Linked DNA regions of Mus musculus: region 1 is linked to region 2. A link is a loop called in an ENCODE intact Hi-C map of the cell type or tissue named here. Cell type or tissue: heart. All regions are shown on one strand. Each heading gives the region's core, and the rest is flanking DNA. Links, peaks and the distances in the headings are about the cores only.

Evidence for each region. Peaks named below come from ENCODE experiments on the same cell type or tissue, not always from the same donor. Only the 100,000 strongest peaks of a DNase experiment are listed, where the experiment ranks them.
Region 1: a loop joins it to region 2, with 2.0 times the contacts of the local background. A loop is called at or near these places in 2 of 42 quality-filtered maps.

What each region holds. Positions count from the first base shown.
Region 1 is chr2:133,430,135-133,433,057 of GRCm38, reverse strand. It overlaps A430048G15Rik (a long non-coding RNA gene), which reads right to left and starts at 961. Exons shown (of 4, transcript XR_001783619.1): 1 at 853-961. In heart, for the core only: a CTCF peak has its summit at 1,813 (motif pointing left); a DNase peak (open chromatin) is centred at 2,097; H3K27ac peaks cover 1,432 bases.
Region 2 is chr2:133,520,614-133,523,536 of GRCm38, reverse strand. No RefSeq gene overlaps it. Among named protein-coding and RNA genes, the nearest start is that of Bmp2, 30 kb to the left of the region's middle. In heart, for the core only: no CTCF peak of the experiment used is centred there; a DNase peak (open chromatin) is centred at 1,236.

The DNA of each region.
Region 1 (2,923 bases), core at 317-2,816, 91 kb after region 2:
TTGGGAGGAGGAGACTATTAGCATGTGGGCCCCATATTTAGAGATAATTATTCTAGAGTAGTGGTTCTTCACCCTGATGAAGTCACCAGGAGAGAAATACTTCTGGGCAGCAGTATCTCTGAAACCTTATCCTAATTTATCGAGATAAGTGGGGTTGAGATGGTAACATTTTAAAGATGATTTTACCATGTAGCTAGGGGAGAGAACCATTGATCAAGGTAGGAAGTCCGATCATTATAAAAAGGAACCAGGCCAGATCTTCCAAAGTCCAAGAAAGGAAACCCCCATTCTAACCTTTTCCTGAACAACACCCCAACTTAGATACTTTTGAAGGACAGCCTTGCCTCCAGCTCGGGAGGACTTATCTGATCTCCACTTCTAGCGTCTCTACACATTTAAACCCTCCTGCTGATGAAAGCGTGAACTGGGCTCGGTTTAATAACGGGGTTTTCCCATTGGCTGTGTTCCCAGTCAGAATCCCCACCCTTCTCTAAGCTCCTCCCCTTCTTCAGACTGTCTATCTAGGACAGTTTAAAATCTTCTTTCCTGCCAGTAATCTATCCAATTACATCACAGGGCTACCATACCTAGTCTTATAAAAATAAGTTTAAGAGAGAGTTCTTCTTGAACCAGAAAGGAGAGCACTGACACGCCCCATGGCCTAGTTTGGGAAGGAACCTTTATCTGCATAACAGTGGCTTCCAAATGAGTATCCCCACCCCCTTGCTGAGCCTTCCATTTTGGCTGAGCAGGTACTCATCAGGAAACCAAACCTCGTCCTCCCAGATGGCAAAGGCAGTGCTTTCGAAGTAGGCCAAAGAATCTGGAGCTTGTCTAACCAGAAATTCTTACCCACTCCCAAAAAAATGCATATCCTGTTCATCCGAACGATAATTAGCACCTGCTTCCACCACTGAGCTCCTGTGGGATTTGGCAAGGCGTTCTGGCGGTGCAGTTTCTCTCGCCGGTCTCAGGCTCTGCTGCCTCATGAACCCGGTTAGTCACATGGCATGCCACCTAATCTAGACAGGGTGTTGCTGGACTTCAGTGGGACTGCCCCAACAAAATCATTAGGAACTCGTAGAGACATGAAGACAGAACACACGGAGAGAGGCACTCCAGGTCCTTTGGCTGCTCCAGACTCAGACACCCTCAAGATGGATTCCAGCAATGCTGGGTTATTGAAACTCAGAGAAAGGCCAGAAATGACCTAAGCCAAATGCTGTTAATACTTGAGGACTCACTGCCTGTTTCAAATTTATAGAAAGCAAGAGACCTTCCTCCCAGAGCACTGTGAGGACACAGCTTTTCGTATACCTTCAGGAGACTAGATCAAGAACTAACTGGCTCCCTGAACACGAATCCTGATACACACACTCCCCTTGGCTCACACATACTTACTCTATTTATATGGTCCAGGGAAGCCTGAGAGTCTCTAAAGAATGTAGATTCTTAATTCTAGTCCCAGGAGATTCCTCCAAGACCAGTGATTTCTGGTCCTTCCTTAGATACTTAGGAATTGACCTGATACTTTCCGGGGCCATTGATCTTCATACAAGGCCTGCTGGGTGTCATCTGCCTTCCTGCCTTCTGTCTACAAGCCATCTTTTATATATATATATATATATAATTATAAATATATAATATATATATAATTATATATATATATAATGGTAAATCATTTTCTCTTGACTGTGTAGCCTAGAAATAATGACTGGATCTATCAAAAATATTCCCAAGCATAGAAACAAGTGGGTGGAGAGCCTTAAGAGAACCATGTCTTCACCAGAGCGACACCTGGTGGAGAATTGCATTAAATTCGACCCAAACGAAGGCAACACCAGTTAAAAAGGAATATTTACTCTTTCCTCTATTTTTGAAATCAGGAAAGCAATTTTATCTAGATTTTTTTTGACACAAATATTCTCTTAAACATCACCAGATAAAATGTGATTCAAAGGTAAAGTGATTACTTGGAAAAAAACTCAAGTTTTTATTTCCTAGTTCTTCATACAAAATGTCCTCTAATTCTCTCGTATAGCCACAGAACACTCTCACAGCAATTACATGTTTCCAGTGAACTCAACTGCAGCTGCATTTGGCAGATAAGAAGAGCTTGTGTTAGTGGGGTTAGTGCAGCAAGCAATGGAATCCTGCTTCTATCTAGAGGCTGGAGAATCCCAGGGGACATAGTTTAATTGCTCTCCTCTGGGCAGAGATAGCTGGAGGCAGTGACTTTCTGTTGCTAGATGACTTTAACACTTCACTCAAACTTCCTGTCTTGAGTTCCTCTCCTTAAATAGGGAAGATTCATCTTCTCTGAAAGGCTCCTGTTGAGAAGCAACTGAATAATTGGTTTAGTTTTGTGACCCTTTTGCCCAATAGTATGATACAGGCTTTTGCTGGTAGAATTGTCATGGTTCCTAAAAGAGCTGAAATAATCTCTACATATTTCCAAAGGCATCAGTTGTTGTCTAGTCTAAACTACACACAGCAAGCAATCTGCTGGCCAGGCTTGCTCTACAAACTTGATAGATTTACTTATTTATTTATTCATTTATTTATATATTATACATTTCGGTGGGAATGACTTGGTGGTCACACTATAACTCCACTGATTTTAACATGATATATAAAGTTAGCATAATATTGAGATTTAGAGAAACCAAATATTAGCGACAAGGAGACTCAAGTTTGAACGGCTCGTGCACGTGTGGTGATTAGGGGGAAACTGGTAGGAACTGGTTCTTTCCTGCCATCTTATACACTCCTGGGATCCAACTTAGGTAGTCACGTTTGGTAGATGGTAGTACCTTTCAACAAACCATCTGGTCTCGCAAGCCCAAAGAAAGTGTTTCATGATTTTTGTTTCCTATGTAATTAGTTTGCTGGATTATTGAACCCATAGTTTCATGCATGCTGG
Region 2 (2,923 bases), core at 264-2,763:
TCTTAGAGCCAGACTCAGGTCTTAGCTTGCAGGAGTGTGTCCAACTCATCTGCCCAGGGACTGCAAAACATAAATTCTTGTTCTTTACTCCTAAATTTTGGGGTGGTTTGCTGTATAATCTGATTGTAGAAAAGGCTGATGAATAGGAATATTTACTATATAAGACAGCTAAGAACATACACACATATGCATACACATATACACACATGTGCATTTATATATATATACACACACATACACATGCTTTTCAAGCTACTCTAATACACATCTATTCTGGGCACATCCTACCATGGGTCAGTTTCTAATTTATAAAAACACTTTTTGTTTGTTGGATGAGCTTTAAGACATTTAATTTTACTTTAAGTATATGAATGTTTTGCCTGTATGTATCTATATGCAGTGTGTGGGTCCCTGGTGTCCTTTTATTTTAAGATAAAAGTCACCACATCCTTAAAACAATATCACTCATAAATTTTAGCACTCAATGGATTTTATTTATTTATTAATAATTTATTCTTATTTTATGAACATTGGTGATTTTGACAGCATGCATATTTGTGTGAGGGTGTCTGATCCCCTGGGACAGGAGCTACAGACAGTTGTGAGCTGCCTGGGTCCTCTGGAAGTGCAGCCAGTGTTCTCAACTGCTGAGCCATCTCTCCAGTCCCTGGATTTTATTATTGCAGTTGTGACCCTCTATAGACAGTGACAAACATGATGAAAGTAGACCTAAGGATAACCAAAATTGAGAGAACCAAGAAAATTGACAGGACACAAAACATCCCAATGACCTGGTGGGGTGGGGAGGAGATTCCTTTAAGAATCGGATGTTTAAACTGAAGACTCAGAGAAAGTGATAGAAAGCACTTAATTGCTGCAGAAATGGTCTCCCTGATTTAATTACACATCAGGGAAACAAGCCCAAAGGCAAATGTCTGTTCTTTTGGTAAAAAAAATAAATTTTATGTAGTAACTGTATGAGATTATTTATGGTAGACAAAGTACAGTCTTAGACAAACCAAGAATTCATTAAAGAGAAAATACATTTAGCATAAGCGACTCAGAAATTTTCAGATTAAATGAAACACACCAATCAGAAAGAATCAGTGCAAGACTTTCTCAGCTCCCCACCCCTGCCCCTGGCCATGCACCCCTCCAATGTTCCCTTTTCTCCTATTCTGAATGCATCAGTGGCCCAGAAATTCTGGCAGCCCTCCTAGGCCAGCTGCTGCTTCTGACCTGGACATTCCCAGCCTTCTACAAGGTCACGGGACATGCTGTATCCTGGGATTCCTCTTGTGGAAGATGGGAAGGGCTTAAAACTTCATGTTCCACATTGTCCCCATGACTCCATCAGGCAGTCTCTGTCTGATGGGTCCAGTTTACAAACACAGGCTTTGACTTCAAGTCTGTTGTCATAGTTTGGTGAATCTGAATGCCAAAGTTATAGATCCAGTCCTTAAGCTCTATGAGTGATTGAACAGCCCATGTGATAAATATTAGTATTCTAATTTTCTACAGGACAGTAAAGACAGGATCCTTCGATGAGAATCCCTGAGATAGCACAGAATGAGTTAAATGGCATCGTCTTATACTCCAGAAGTCGAGAAGTGAGGAATAAACACATAGGTTTCTCAACTGTTCCAAGCATTCTCTCCAGCTTTCCAGATCCTAGACCCCTCTCCATGCTCAGGGTCCTACTGGGTCTGTGTTTGTGCTGTCCTACTGGCCCACTGGTCTCAGCATCTTTTGGAGAGTTTCTTATTCACCTACAAGTACCCTGGGCATCTTTAGACTGTGGGCACACAGTGAGTTTCTAGTCACTTATTCTTGGCTGTGCCTCATTGGGGCCTGATTACAATCCTGTTTGGCACATGAGCTGTCAACAGAGATAGAAGCGGGGAACTCACATATCCTATCCATCACCTCTTCCCTTTTCTTATTTATATGAAGAAGAGATTGAAGCATATGGCTAGATAGTTAAGTGAGAAGGAATTAAATACAACAAAAAGCAATGAAGGGGAGAGAGAGAGAGAGAGAGAGAGAGGGAGAGAGAGAGGTCAAAAGAAGCAGGAACTTGGAACTTCTGGCACAGATTCAAACCTAGAAACCCACAGAGGTTTGCCCATCACTAATGACCACATAATATGTTTCCAGGGGAGGGGCTGAAGGCAGCTATTAAAATACCACATCTCTGGTGCTCTACGGGAGACGCTCTTTCTGAGACACGGCTGCTGTCTGTTTTCCCTTGGGAGTTAAAATTACAAAACGAGTGAAGATTGGATTTGCCAGGGAAAATGTTGGGAAAAGCATCTAGGGATCTTTCTTTTCCCAGCCCAGCGTTTAGAAAAGGCATGTTGTATATTTTCAACATGGTGATGGGCCAGCTTGTTAAGTGTACTGGTTGGCTTGTTGAGTGACTGGCAGGGAGCCTCAGGGAACGGAAACTAAGTCATTTGTGGAGTATGAAGTGGGCAAAGTAGCCATAACTAGGCTTTTGTGATATCTTCCATCAAAACAATTACTTCTAAAGGTATTGGCAACTATTTCCTTCTAGGCAGATATGGCTCGCTGCTGGAGTGCTTGGGAGTCTTTTGACATTTTGGCTGGTCCCTGTGGCAGATTAGATACCTTAATTTGACCATGTCCTATAGATTTCTATAGACAAGATCAGCAAAGTAACTTTAAAAGTAGGTTTATAAAGATGTAATTTAACACACTTCACCTTCTTAAAGTGAGTCGCACAGAATCGGGACAAAGTATATACTGACAAATACTACTGAAATCAATACAGAATATTTTGATCACCCCGAAGTAGTCTCTTTAAAACTAGGATAGTCCTCCTGCCCATGAAACCACTCACTCACATTTGTCCTCAATGTTGGATTTCCTATTCTAGAAAGCCAGACAGATGGAACCATGA